2 separate regions of the Homo sapiens genome follow, and region 1 is linked to region 2. A link is a contact called in ENCODE Hi-C or POLR2A ChIA-PET data. All regions are on one chromosome and are shown on one strand. Each heading gives the region's core, a stretch centred on a gene start or an enhancer-like site at or near the end of the contact. The rest is flanking DNA. Distances are from core to core; before and after follow the strand shown. Region 1 holds the start of CCNT1 (cyclin T1). Region 2 holds the start of SCAF11 (SR-related CTD associated factor 11).

Region 1 (6,997 bases), core at 4,216-6,715, 2.7 Mb after region 2:
TGGTGGCGGGTGCCTGTAGTCCCAGCTACTTGGGAGGTTGAGACAGGAGAATCGCTTGAACCTGGGAGGTGGAGGTTGCAGTGAGCTCAGATGGCGCCATTGCACTCCAGCCTGGGTGACAGAGTGAGACTCCATCTCAAAAATAAATAAATAAATATATAAATAAATAAAAGTTAAAAGGAGGGGAAAATATATATTAACCTATACATGAAGAGTGGACAAACTGATTTGAGAGTTTCTTTTTTTGATTTGAGATTCACTTCACCCCAAATTTCAAGTCTTTATCATAATAAAAGGGAAGAATTATAGAAAACCTTCAGAACTGGCAAAATGGCTAGGAATTTCCTCTTCAAATTTCACTTTTTAACTACTCACTACCTTCTATTCTGGTGCTATCAGATAGCCTCGTTAAATGCTAACAGGCTTCTCTCTCTTTTAATAAGAAGGATATACTCCTTGCAATCAGAGCCAGAGCAAAGCTCCAGGGCATGACTAGAGGTACAGGGGCTAAGGGCAGAAGAAAGCCAACCTGGGTGGATCATCAGCAAAAATCTTTTTCTTTTTGTTTTGAGACGGAGTCTCATTCTGTCGCCCAGGCTGGAGTGCAGTGGCACGATCTCGGCTCACTGCAAGCTCCACCTCCTGGGTTCATGCCATTCTCCTGTCTCAGCCTCCCGAGTAGCTGGGACTACAGGCGCCCACCGCCACGCCCGGCTAATTTTTTTTGTATTTTTAGTAGAGACGGGGTTTCACCATGTTAGCCAGGATGGTCTTGATCTGCTGACCTCGTGATCCGCCCATCTTGGCCTCCCAAAGTGCTGGGATTACAGGCGTTGAGCCACGGCACCTGGCCCACAAAAATCTTAATTCACAAATCCAAAAAGTTTCCTGTGCAGTTACTCCCAATACTGTTTCTGCCAGTTTCTTACATTTCAGGAGCTATGTCTAGCTTCATAAACTCTCTTTCTACAGCATTAAAAAAGTAATAATAAATCTGAAAACCCACCATTCTAAGGATACGAAATAAGCATCCTCAAAAGCATAATCTTTTTCTTTTTGAGATGGAGTTTCGCTCTTGTTGCCTAGGCTGAAGTGCAATAGCGATCTCGGCTCACCACAACCTCGGCCTCCCCAGTTCAAGTGATTGCCTCAGCCTCCTGAGTAGCTGGGATTACAGGCATGAAACTCCACGCCTGGCTAATTTTTGTATTAGTAGAGATGGGGTTTCTCCATGTTGGTCTCAAACTCCCGACCTCAGGTGATCCGCCCGCCTCAGCCTCCTAAAGTTGTGGGATTATAGGCTTAAGCCACCGTGCCCAGCAGGATAATCTTTTCCTTAAAAAAAAAAAAAAATAAAAAAAAAAAAAAAAAAAAAAAGCAGGGAAATACTTGACTCACAAATCCATTTGAAGTATACAGCCGGTGCAGTGGCTCACACCTGTAATCCCAACACTTTGGGAGGCTGAGGCGGGCAGATCACCTGAGGTCAGGAGTTCAAAACCAGCCTGGCCAACGTGGTGAAACCTCGTCTCTACTAAAAATACAAAAATTAGCCAGGTGTGGTGGCACATGCATGTAATCCCAGCTACTTGGGAGGCTGAGGAAAGAGGATTGCTTGAATCTGCGAGGCGGAGGTTGCAAAGGGCCAAGATCGTGCCATTGCACTCCATCCTGGGCAACAAGAGCGAAACTCCATCTCAAAAAAAAAAAAATCAATCCATATGAAGTACTCATCAAGTTTATCCCTATTACCTTGGCGTTTTATTAAGTAAATACAGTCCTTCCTAGAACTGGGATATCACTATGCATTCAATTCCAAGTCATTTATAATAATGTTAAATAGGACCATTTCAAATAGCTACACTGAAAAGATCACTATTTATAATTCTGTACAAAAAAATAAAATTTCTTTATTAGTATAATTTTATTCTTCCTGTTCTTTGTAAAATTTTTTTTACCTTTTTTTTTTTTTTTGTAGAAACGGGGTCTCACCGTGTTGCCCAGGCTGGTCTCCAACTCCTGGGCTCAATCAGTCCTCCCACCTGAACCTCCCAAGGTGCTGTGATTATACATAAGAATGAGCCACCATGCATAGCCTATTTTTCATGTTCTTAAAAGTCATTTTCCCAGTTATTATTACATAATGTGCTTTCCCCTCCAACTGCTGACTGGAATTTTATCAAAGGCTTTTGGAAAATCTAAGTAACTTACATTTACTTCTTTTGCTGTGACCATATTTTATAAACTACTTCAAAATTAATGCCAGGAATGGCGGCTCATGACTGTAATCCCAACATTTTAGAAGGCGGAGGCGGAAGGATCCCTTGAACCCTGGAGTTTGAGACCAGGCTGGACAACACAGGGAGACCCCATCTTCACAAAAAAAATTTTAAAAATTACCAGATATGTTGGCAAGCCTGTGGTCCCAGTTACTTGGGAGGCTACGGCAGGAGGACTGCTTGAGCCCAGAAGGTTAAGGCTGCAATGAGCCATAATCAAATCACTGCATTCCACCATGGACAACAGGGCAAGACCCTGCCTGTCTCCCTACCCCAGCAAGAAAAAGAAAGCTATACCTAAATTCCACATGATTTCCCCTTTAATGTTACTCCTCCAACCCCAAAATGTTGACTTTAGATGTCTGATAATCTGTTTTTTGGGGTTTTTTTTGAAGACAGGGTCTCACTCTGATGCCCAGGCTGGAGTGAAGCGACTCAATCTTGGCTCACTGCATCCTCAACTCCCTGAGTTCAAGCAATCCTCTTGCCAGCTGCTGGAGTAGCTGAGACCACAGATGCATACCACAACACCCAGCTACTTGCTTTTTGTTTTTGTTTTTGATATTTTGTAGAAATGAGGTCTCATTATGTTGCCCAGGCTGGTTTTGAACTCCTGGGCTCAAGTGATCCTCCCATCTCAGTCTCTCAAAGTGCTGGGATTACAGTTGTGAGCCACTGCACCCGGCCTAATCTACTTCTTTAGAGAATCGACATGGATATACTAAATCCACTAGACAAGTAGACACTTAACAGGAAAACTGAAAAGCTGGATTCAGAACAGCAACACAGCACATAATGGAAGTGATCAACCCTAAATTCTAAAGTTCAAGTTACAGTTCAGTAGCAAAGACCAACCACAAATGGAATAGGTAGGTGGAATCAATCACAAAAGGATTATATCATATAAAAAAATTATACTTACATTTCCAGGGAACTGTGTGAAGGACTGAATCATGTAGAATCGATGCATGTATACTATAGCAGTGTTGATAGTCAATTGTGAGCTGAAGTGTTCAAGTTAAGATCCAAAAACAGGCAGGTATAATTCTGGAAAAGATAACCTCTATCTCCCTCCCAAAAGGATGAAATGGCCAAGCAAGTAGATACTACTAAATGAAAATCATACTTATCTCTCCAAATCAAAGAATATGTCTGTTTTCTTTCACCAAATTATTAATCGCCAACTGACACTTAGCACAATGCCTTACACATAACAAATATTTAATATAAATGTACTGAATGAATAAACAAACATCTCAGGATGTATGAATCTAGACAGATTTTTTTAAAAACTATATAAGGCGGCCAGGCGCGGTGGCTCACACTCTGTCGCCCACACTGGAGTGCGGTGGCACCATCTTGGCCCACTGAAACCTCTACCTCCCAAATTCAAGCGATTCTCCTGCCTCAGCTTCCCCAGTAGCTGAGATTACAGGCGCCCACCAACAGACCTGGCTACTTTTTGTATTTTTAGTAGAGACATGGTTTCACCATGTTGGCCAGGCTGGTCTTGAACTCCTGGCCTCAACTGATCGACCTGCCTTGGCCTCCGAAAGTGCTGGTATTACAGGCGCGAGCCACCGCGCCTGGCTGACAACCTTAATGACAACACACATACAAAAAGGAAAGCATTTTAAGGATGCACTGAAATAGAATTTCGAACAAAAAGATTTAACTCCATACTGACAGGATGCTTAGGAAACAAACCTGGACATCAGCAGGAAACAAACTGGCGATAAAACAGACACCCATTTTGAGATGAACACACCCTTAAGATACACACATTACTGTCAGCCACACATTTAAATAGAAGCTGCACCCAAGAAAATTTTCACACGCAGAGTGGAAAGAAATTTAAAACTATACTAGTTTTCTCCACCATAAAATAAGTGTATTTCCTAACAAACAAAAATATGTGGGAGAGGTTACCTCATTTTTTTTTTAATTTTTTTTTTCTGAGACGGAGTTTCACTATTGTTGCCCAAGCTGGAGTGCAGTGGCGCCATCTCGGCTAACTGCAACCTCCGCCTCCCGGGTTCAAGCGATTTTCCTGCGTCGGCCTCCTGACTAGCTGGGATTACAGCTGCCCGCCACTACGCCGGGGTAATTTTTTGTATTTTTAGTAGAGACAGGGGTTTAATCATGTTGGCCAGGCTGGTCTCGAACTCCTGACCTCAGGTGATCCACCCGCCTCGGCCTCCCAAAGTGCAGAGATTACAGGCGTGAGCCACCGCATCCAGCCGTTACCTCATTTTTGAAAATGAAATACATATCATCACTCTAAGTAAGTTAAGGACCCGGTATTTTGTAAACTATTTAAAACATTAGATTCGTGGGTATCCCCTACAAACGTAAACTAACATCTTTCCTCTGAAATTCTATAAAACAGTAGCTACTAACTGAGCATCTGAATGCAAAGCACTGTGCTGGACACAGAATCAAACACAAGAGGTATTATCCCATTTTATAGACAAGACGGCCAAAAATTTGAGAGGTCACTTAAACAGCTAGTAGATGAGGAATGGATTTTGGACCAAGGCTGAGGCATTAATTCTAGTCCACCCTTTATAACACTTTCAGGTACTGAATTTCTCGAAATTTACACACTAGGTTTGGGAGGCAGCCGTCAACAGAGAAACCTCTGCCAGACCTAGACCCCTAGGGCACAGCGGAAAATGAGAATCTTAACGTCACCAGAGCAGATCAGAACACAATGAAGACAGAGTTGGAAGGGCTGGTTAAAACACAAAGCCGGGAAGGATACGAATTCCCAGCAAGGCTGGCGGCACGGGTGAGCGAGCGGGAAATCAACTCTGCCTCGCTTCCCTAGCGCTAACTGAGTTTCAGCCCGCCCCATCGTGGGCTCTCCCAACTAGACATCCAGCTTCTGCCCACCTTCTTCCCCACTTTCGTCCCCCCCACAGAGCCTGAGACCCGGACGCCAGAGCATGGCGGGACCAACTCCAAGGCCGAAGGCCTAGGCCACAAGGATACACGTTAAGACGCTGCCCCATGTCCTGAAGCAGATTGGCCGCCTGCTGGCGATAAGAAAGTTCTTTATCTGGGTCCACGCCAAAACGACGGGATGGGCTATTTTCCAGCTGTTCTCGAGTGAAATACCACCGTTTGTTGTTGTTCTTCCTCTCTCCCTCCATAGTGCTTCAACCAGAAGGCAGCGGCGAAGGCTGCAGGCACTTCCCAGCGTCACCTAAGAGGCGACCCACATCCGCTGTGCGGGGGCAACTGCGACTTGACGAACTTCCGCTAAGCGTCGACCGCCGGGTTGTTACTTGCCTCCGTAGAGGAAGCAAAAGTCAAAGGACCTACTTCCGGAATGCACCTCGCTACACCCCGTAGCCGAGTTAACAGCCAATATGCGACCAGAAAAAACCTTGAGGCGAGGACGCAGGCGCGTCACGTGACCGTTGGGCGGTGGAGTGGGGTTAGAAGTTCTTTCTTAAAAACCGTGTATCTTCCCGCGAGAACCGGATTGAGCGTTGGCGCCCCGGGTCAGGCTGCGAGGCCGCAATTATAGTGGGATGGGGCGGCCGCCCACGCGCCGCTTGGCGGTTCTTACGAGAACTTTGTTTGTGACGGCAGTGGTGATGTAAAATGGGGCAGATGGGCCGGGCGCGGTGGTTCACGCCTGTAATCCCAGCACTTTGGGAGCCCGAAGCGGGCGGATCACGAGGTCAGGAGTTCGAGACCAGCCTGGCCAATATGGTGAAACCCCCGTCTCTACTAAAAATACAAAATTAGCCGGCGTGGTGTCGCGCGCCTGTAGTCCCAGCTACTCGGGAAGCTGAGGCAGGAGAATCGCTTGAACCCGGGAGGCGGAGATCGCAGTGAGCCGAGATCACGCCACTGCACCCCAGCCTCCAGCCTGGGTGAGAAAGCGAGACTCCGTCTCAAAAAAATAAAATAAGTAAAAATGTGGCAGATGAACTTGAAAGAGAAAGTAGGTGAGGCTGTCAGAAACTGAAAAACAGAATCAAATGGTGGGGCTCTTTCGTATATCGGAGCATAAAGCAACTAGAAGGCTGTTACATTGTTGGTAGCAATGTAAAATGCGACAACCCATTTGGAGAGGTCGCTTTAATGTGTAGCCAAAGGCATGAAAACATTCTCACGTTGTTCGCCAGTGATCCAACTTAAAGGAATAAAATGAAATTAATAACATTAATTAAGAGCTTACATGTCCCAGGCACAATACTGACTTAAATATACTGTTTCATTTATTCAGCACAACTCTAAGAGGTAATTTTTAAGTACGTTTGCGAATGGGTGAACTAAAACTGCCCCTTGAGTGTGGAAAGCCTCCACCACTACCCCTCACTTGCACAGATTAGCAAGTTCTTGCCCTCTGTCAAAATATTTCCCAGCTCCTTTGCCGGGCGCGGTGGCTCAAGCCTATAATCCCAGCACTTTGGGAGGCCAAGGCGGGTGGATCACCTGAAGTCGGGAGTTCGAGACCAGCCTGGCCAACATGGTGAAACCTCATCTCTACTGAAAATACAAAAATTAGCCAGGCGTGGTGGCGCACGCCTGTACTCCCAGCTACTCGGGAGGCTGAGGCAGGAGAATCATTTGAACCCGGGAGGCAGAAGTTGCAGTGGGCCGAAATCGCGCCACTGCACTCCAGCCTGGGCAACATTGCGAGACTCCTTCTCAAAAAAAAAAAAAAAAAAAAAGATACATCCCAGCTCCAGCCTCTGATA
Region 2 (6,855 bases), core at 391-2,890:
GATAATATAAAACAAAAGAAATCCAAAGACAGTTTCAAGATTTCATTTCTCTTGCTTAGTTAAAACAACAAAAACAAAAGGCCCATGAACTTTTTCTTGCATCTTTTAACCAAAATAGTGACATGATCAAGCCAACTGCCAAAGAAACAGGAAAGAGAAAGCAATTGTTTAGAAACAGACTTGATTACATGTCAAAATTTTAATACAATTACTAATAAAATACAAAAACCAACCGTTATTTTAAAATGTACTGCCCTGATATTCTGCTGCTGAGGTAGGTGGTGATATGTAGAAATTAATTTTTCTTTTAAAACGAAAAAATAATGCATTTATTAATATGCTTTTCCCAAAATTCGGGGAAAATTCCCAAATCGGAGAAAAAAATTTAACATCAGCATCTACTACACAAAGCATTAAAAACATTTTTCAGCAGTTTTGCTTAAGTATCTTAGGTCAGTGGTAGCATGTTAGCCAAAATGTAATCCAAAATGAATGAACAACAGTCAGCTGGTAGACACTGTATGTAATACAATACGGAAATATATTGGAAGTATTTCAAAATTCAACATTTGAATCCGTGAATGTCTAAATCAAGTACTCTAAATCAGGCGTCTACTTTTGAAACAATACTTCAAAATACGTGTTGGTGGCAAGACCGCCAGCCATCTGTAGGAAATCTTTTTAATGGTTCAAAATTCCTAGGTCTCAGAAGGGGCGACTGATTAGGCTAAATTTATATCTCCCGGCCCCGTAGTTGTCAGCCCAGGTAGCGAATTTAAAACACTGGGGGTGGATGAGTAGTTTGAAGTTCAGATCAAGGAGTGAAAAAGGCTGATGCTTAGAAGCGCCGGCTCTTCCCCATTCGCGCACTCGAGAGGTCACGGCGTAGTAAAGTTTGGTTTCACTAGCGGGCTTGGACGCTCGCGACCAAAGTCTCCCAAGAAAAGCCGACACCGCGGTCGGGAGCGCCCGGAAGCTCAGCAGGACACGTTTCCACTGCAGGGAGGAGGGTGTCTGTGGCGGTTCTGGCGTGGAGCCCCTTCCCCCCCCCCCGTAGGACCCTGCACCCGGACGGGGACAGGCTTCGCCAGCTAAGGCGGCGGGAGACGCGTAGGCCACAAGGAGGAAATGGGACAGAGTGCGACAGAGAGGCGGCGGCGGCCCAGGGCCGGGCCGAGCCTCCCTCGCGGGGCAGCGAGAGGGAAAGGGGCCCTCCCGGCCGCAGCCTCCCCCACTTCGAGAGGTAGCTCCAACTTTCCTCCCAGCGCACGACGTCGCACGGGCCGCGCGAGATTCCGAAACTTTGTCAGCCCTCGCGTCGCCCTAGGCCCGCTCCAGCGCTCTGCGCCGGCCGCTAACCCTCGTCTCTCCCAGACAGCTGCCCAAGCCCATCCACCCCGCGGGTCGACCAGTGTTTACCTCAGACCGAGGTCGAGGCGCTCGGTCCGGCCGCGGCCCCACAGTAGGTTCCCAGGTCCCAGTCACTCCGCTGCCAAGTTCCCCAACATGGACTCCTTCGTCCGCTTTGTGGTGTTACAGGGTCTCTAGGACACTGACTCCGCTGGCTCGGTCCGGAGGCGGCGGCGAAGCAGGGAGCGACCCAGGTTGCGCTGCTCCGCGCGGCTTAAGCCACCGCTACTCCCCCTTCCCCCGCCTTGTCTAGCCTCCTCCCTCCCCTCCCCTCCCTGCGCGTCTCCCTCCTCCTCCCTTCCCTCGCTGTCGGCGCGCTAAGGTGACGACGGCGGCAGCCGGACTCGCCACATTCTGCTTACTCGCTCGCTCTGGCCCTGAGTGCATGTTCGTAGTACCCAGTTGGGCCGCAGGGGGGCGCTGGCAAACTGCTGTTTGAGACCGAGAAGCGTGGTGGGTGGAGTCACGTCACGCGGCCTGTGAGCGGGAGGAAGGGCAGCTGCGCTGGAGGGGCCTTCTGGGAAACGTCCTTCCAGCACCGCCCTTCGCCCACACTGCGGATGGTGCGCATGCGCAGCGCGTGGACTTTGGCCTCTGCCCTCCTTTGGCAGTTTTACAGGCTGCGTCGCGGAGGACAATGAAAGAGGCTTTAAGGGAACTGGACAGGAAGGATTTTGCGCAGGGTGTGCTCCTTATCTTTATGGTAATCTGATATTGAAAAGAGTGTCCGCATGTTTGCGGTGGATTGAGTGTTCACCTGGCTGCGCTGCCCACCTGAAATGCAGCCTGTGGAGTGAAGAGTCGGCAATTTGGAAGCCCACCTTTCCTCCTTTCTGGTGGGCATTTTTTTAGATGCCAGGGGGAGAGCTTTCCCGCCTGACTCCCCGAGCCTAGGGGCTTTCCCATGTCTTAACCCCACATCACAAAATTAAATTTGGGCCAGGTGCGCGGTGGCTCACGCCGGTAATCCCAGCGCTTTGGGAGGCCGAGGCTGGCGGATCGCTTGAGCTCAGCAGTTCGAGACCAGCTTGAGCGACGTATTAAGATCTCGTTTCTACAAAAAATAAAATTAACCGGCCGTGGTGGCGCGCACCTGCGGTCCCAGCTCCTCGGGAAGATGAGGTGGGAGAATCGCTTGAACCCGGGAGGCGGAGGTTGCAGTGAGCCGAGATCGTTCCACTGCACTCCAGCCTGGGCGACAGAGCGAGACCCTGTCTCAAACAACAACAAAAACTTTATCATTATTTACTTAAAAGGCCTCCGCGTTGTGGTTAGATAGTGACGTGTGTGCCATCCTCCACTTTTTCCCCCGGCGGGTTGTTAAATGTTTTGTTTTACCTCGGAGGTATTTTGACTTTTTCAAAGTCACTGATTATTTAACCTCCTAGTTTCTCTTCTCGTCGACTGCAGCAAGCTTCCGGTTGCTCTGCCTGCCCTCAGTGTCCCCCATCTACCAGCTGACCTTCCAGTCCTCCCACCCACGCCCTTGTCCTGCTTGCGGCTCCCGCAGGACTAAGCTCTGCTCCCCGCGCGCGGCTCACCCAGGTCCCAGTCGCTTTCAGCCGCGCGCTCACACGTTTTCCTGTCGCCTGCCCCCGTTCTGTTCGCGCGTGCTGCGCTCTCCAGCCACCCTGACGCCTGCCCGGGATGAGTTTCCTCCCCACTTTGCCGCGGCCCCGCCGACCGACCGCTTCACTGCCGCCTTCCTGCATTCTCGCAGACTACGTTGCGGCGTCCCCTGCTCCCGCCCTGAGGACGTCGCTTTTCTGGCACTTTCATCCTATGCATTCTGTTGAGTCTGCTCACTGTCTCACACTGTGAGGATTGGGACAGTGTCTTATCACTTTCATAACAGCGTCTGGCACTTGCTGAAGGAACACATGAATGGCGGTCTTGTCGCTGTCAAAGTCTTTGGAGTTTTTCAGTGTACTGTTTTTGATATGGGGTTTGGGAATTTAGGTGGCTTTACTGTATTTGGGATATTTGAGGGGAAAATGAGCTAGAGGCGTTAAAATGCTTTCTTCTGATGGAACAACAAAATTCTTATGAAGGACCTTTCCCTGTCAAAATCAGAGCAAATAGTAAAGGATATATACTATTTGGATATAAAGAATGATTATAAAGGATGATTGTTAAGAGAAATAGTGAAAATTAGTGTGGAAAGCTATAACCAGATCAACATTTATGAGCCATCCAACAGAATAAGGGTGTAGCTTTTTTATGTATACAATCTCTAGGATTCACTCTAGAGAGTGTAACTCCTGATATGGACTCCTGGTGCAACATGCTTCTGTGTATGTTTTATATTTTAAAAAATCTATATATATTTAAAATCTAAATATATTTTTAAAAATCTCAGTTTTGTTTTAGGAAAGTGTTTTTTCTCAAAATTTAAGCCCAAATGATAAAATCTGCCAAATAGAAAACTATTTTAAATTGATAATAACAGTATAGTTTCATCAAAACTAAAAATACCAGATCTTTTGATGTATTTGTTTCCTAGCAGAGAATTAAGTTTTCACGTTCTTACTGTTGGCCTCCTAGATATCATGTGAGCATGTCTTAAGGAAAAATGCTCTTAATGCCACTGTGGTTTCTACCTTCATGTGCAAATAGAAGAGAGTGGTGGTTTGTAATAGGCCATTCTTTCCAGAGAAAAGTTCATGTGTATTTCTGTATATGCAGCATCCTCCTTATTATGTTTGGATGTAAAGATTTATTATTCTCTCTGATGTTTTCATATTTTTTAAATTTACAATATAATAAAGAGGTACAGAGTTCTAAATCAATAAAAGATGGGCTATAAAATGGAGGAGTAAAGTTGATATATGAACCATCATTGTCAACATTTTAGATTTGATTTTAACTGTAAAAAGCACAAATGATATGCATCATAAAACAGCCTTAAACTGAATGTCCACTTGGTGTGTTGCACTTTACCAGGCACTTAAAATATCAGTCCTGTCACATAGCAACAGAAACCCACAGTGGCACGTTTAAAAATGGGTAATCAACGTATTGATTTTGATGGAGCTTTTTCAGAAATAACTGCTATTTTAATTTAACTTATAAATAGAATACAATATCAAGTTCAAATTAAGGGAGGAAATCATGCTGTAAATATACTGGATTGAAAAACATGGTTCTGGCCAGGCATGGTGGCTCATGCTTGTAATTCCAGCACTTTGGGAGGCTGAGGTGGTTGGATCACTTAAGGTCAGGAGTTCGAGACCAGACTGGCCAACATGGTGAAACCCCATCTCTACTGAAAATACAAAAATTAGCCCGCATGGTGGCATGTGCCTGTAATCCCAGCTACTAGCTACTCAGGAGGCTGAGGCAGGAGAATCACTTGAACCTGGGAGGCGGAGGTTGCAGTGAGCCGAGATGGCGCTACTGCACTCCAGCCTGGGTGACAGAGTAAGACTCCATCTCAAAAAAAAAAAAAAAGAAAAAGAAAAAAAAGAAAAACATGGTTCTAATACTGTCACTTAACACCTTTTCAGTTTTGAATAAATCACCTAACTTTTTGGTCTTTAGTTTCTATAAGAGGACATTTTTATTTTAATGATCTCTGGCATTTTTATGGCAATAAAAATGTGTGAATTCAAAGGACATACTGTCTGAGCAACATAGTGAGACCTAGTTTCTACTAAAAATAAAATTAAAAAAATGACCAGCTGTGGTGGCGTGCACTGGAAGGATTGCTTGAGCCTGGGAGGTCAGGGATGCAGTGAGCTGTGATCACACCACCACACTCCAGCCTGGGTGACAGAGCGAGACCCTGTCTCAACAAAAAGGGGTGATGTAAATTTTAAAATTCATGTAAGGAAAACATGACCAAATATACAATATCCACGTGAGGAAAAAATAGTTTGCAGGAATTTTTTTAAAAACCAGTGGTGGCTGGGCATGGTGGCACACACCTGTAGTCCATCTACTTGGGAGGCTGAGGTGGGAGAATCGTTTGAGCCCAGGAGGTTGAGGCTGCAGTGAACCATGATCATGCCACCTCACTCCAGGCTGGGCAACAGACTAAGACCCTGTCGCCAATAATAATAATAAGAATAGTTATTTCATGTCACAACTATGAAGTATTTTAATCAGGATGATACTATCCAATTATTTTCCATGTGGAATTAAATTTATTTCAGCAACAATTAATTGGACATCTATTTGGGAGGTGCTTTGAGCTTGTATATAAATGAATACAGTGTCTCACAGACAGTATAGTGGTTTCAAATATGTACAAAGACAAAGTTGCATTCCTTGAAAGAAAATAGAAAACAAAAAACAAAGGAAGAATATAAATATAAAAAGAATATAAAATAATAAAAACAAAGCCTGGGGAGGGAGATGGAATAAAAGAAGGAGAGAATAGAAAGGAAACTGTGATGATTAATTTTAGATGTCAACTTGACTGGATTAGGAATACCTAGAGAACTGGTAAAACATTATTTTGGGGTATGTCAGTGAGGGTGTTTACAGAGGAGATTGGCATGTGAGTCTGAGTGGACTACAAGGGGAGGATCCGCCCTCAAAGTGGGCAGGCACTATCCAATCAGCTGGGAGCCTGGGTAGAACAAAAACAGTCTCTGTCTTCTGGAACTGGGATACACTCTTCTCCTGGCCGTGGACATCAAAATACCAAGCTCTCTGGCCTTTGGATTCTAGTGCTTAACACCAGCACCCCTGCCATCAGGTCTTCAGACTTGGACTGAACCACACTCCCAGCATACCAGCATCTCCAGCTTGCAAATAGCCTGTTGTGGGACTTGTTAGCCTCCATAATCACATGAGCCAATTCCCCTAATAAAGCCCCCCTCATGTGTCTATATATCCTATTAGTTCTTTTTGCCTCATATCTAAAAATAGTTCAAATTCTAAGACTACTTCTTCATTTCAGTTTATATTTACTCTTTTTAAAGGTAATAAGCATTCATTTTAACAATTTAAATAACACAGAAGTATGTAAAATATACTCAGAAGTAAATAAAGAAAAAGACTGTTTTCTTCTCCGTATCCCAGTCCTAGACAAAACCAATGTTAAAGATTGAAGTTTCTCTCAATACTTATTCTAATGTTTTAAAACACTTGGAAGTTTTCATTTGTATATTTACAAATAATCACGCCATATATATTTTTCTTCAACTCTTTCTAACTCAGCAGTTAATTATAAATAGCTCATTCTTTCAACTAGCTGCATAATATTATGTAGAATTAATGTACCATAATTTTTTTTTTTTTTTGAGACAGGGAGAACTCTCTTTGGAGAACCCTAATATAGGAACCAAAGACAATTTCATTAAAGAAGTGGTAACCCAAACCAAATACAGACAGGTATTATTCCAAATTTGAAGACTCTAGTACACTCTCAGGTTGGTCTTCCATCCCCGACACCACCTCTTCTACATGTTTATCACTCCCCTGAAGTCTCAACCTCAC

Evidence for each region. Hi-C counts contacts between places; a loop is a spot of excess contacts on that map. ChIA-PET counts read pairs that join two places held with the same protein, here RNA polymerase II (POLR2A). Pooled maps may share reads with other maps.
Region 1: a loop to region 2 is called in a map of B cell, with 9 times the contacts of the local background. The contact joins the promoter of CCNT1 here to the promoter of SCAF11 in region 2. A Hi-C loop is called at or near these places in 2 of 168 maps with a recorded cell type or tissue (B cell and naive thymus-derived CD4-positive, alpha-beta T cell) and 10 of 50 pooled maps. POLR2A ChIA-PET finds 5 or more read pairs at or near these places in 1 of 52 experiments (A673).

What each region holds. Positions count from the first base shown.
Region 1 is chr12:48,711,242-48,718,238 of GRCh38, forward strand. CCNT1 (cyclin T1) reads right to left here and starts at 5,466. Exons shown (of 9, transcript NM_001240.4): 1 at 5,274-5,466; 2 at 3,202-3,283. The coding sequence starts at 5,434. RefSeq lists enhancers at 5,231-5,510, 5,581-6,581, 5,981-6,220.
Region 2 is chr12:45,988,934-45,995,788 of GRCh38, forward strand. SCAF11 (SR-related CTD associated factor 11) reads right to left here and starts at 1,641. Exons shown (of 15, transcript NM_004719.3): 1 at 1,420-1,641. RefSeq lists silencers at 715-784, 1,185-1,284, 1,625-1,674 and enhancers at 935-984, 1,345-1,554, 1,363-2,076, 1,795-1,994, 2,005-2,074 and 1 more.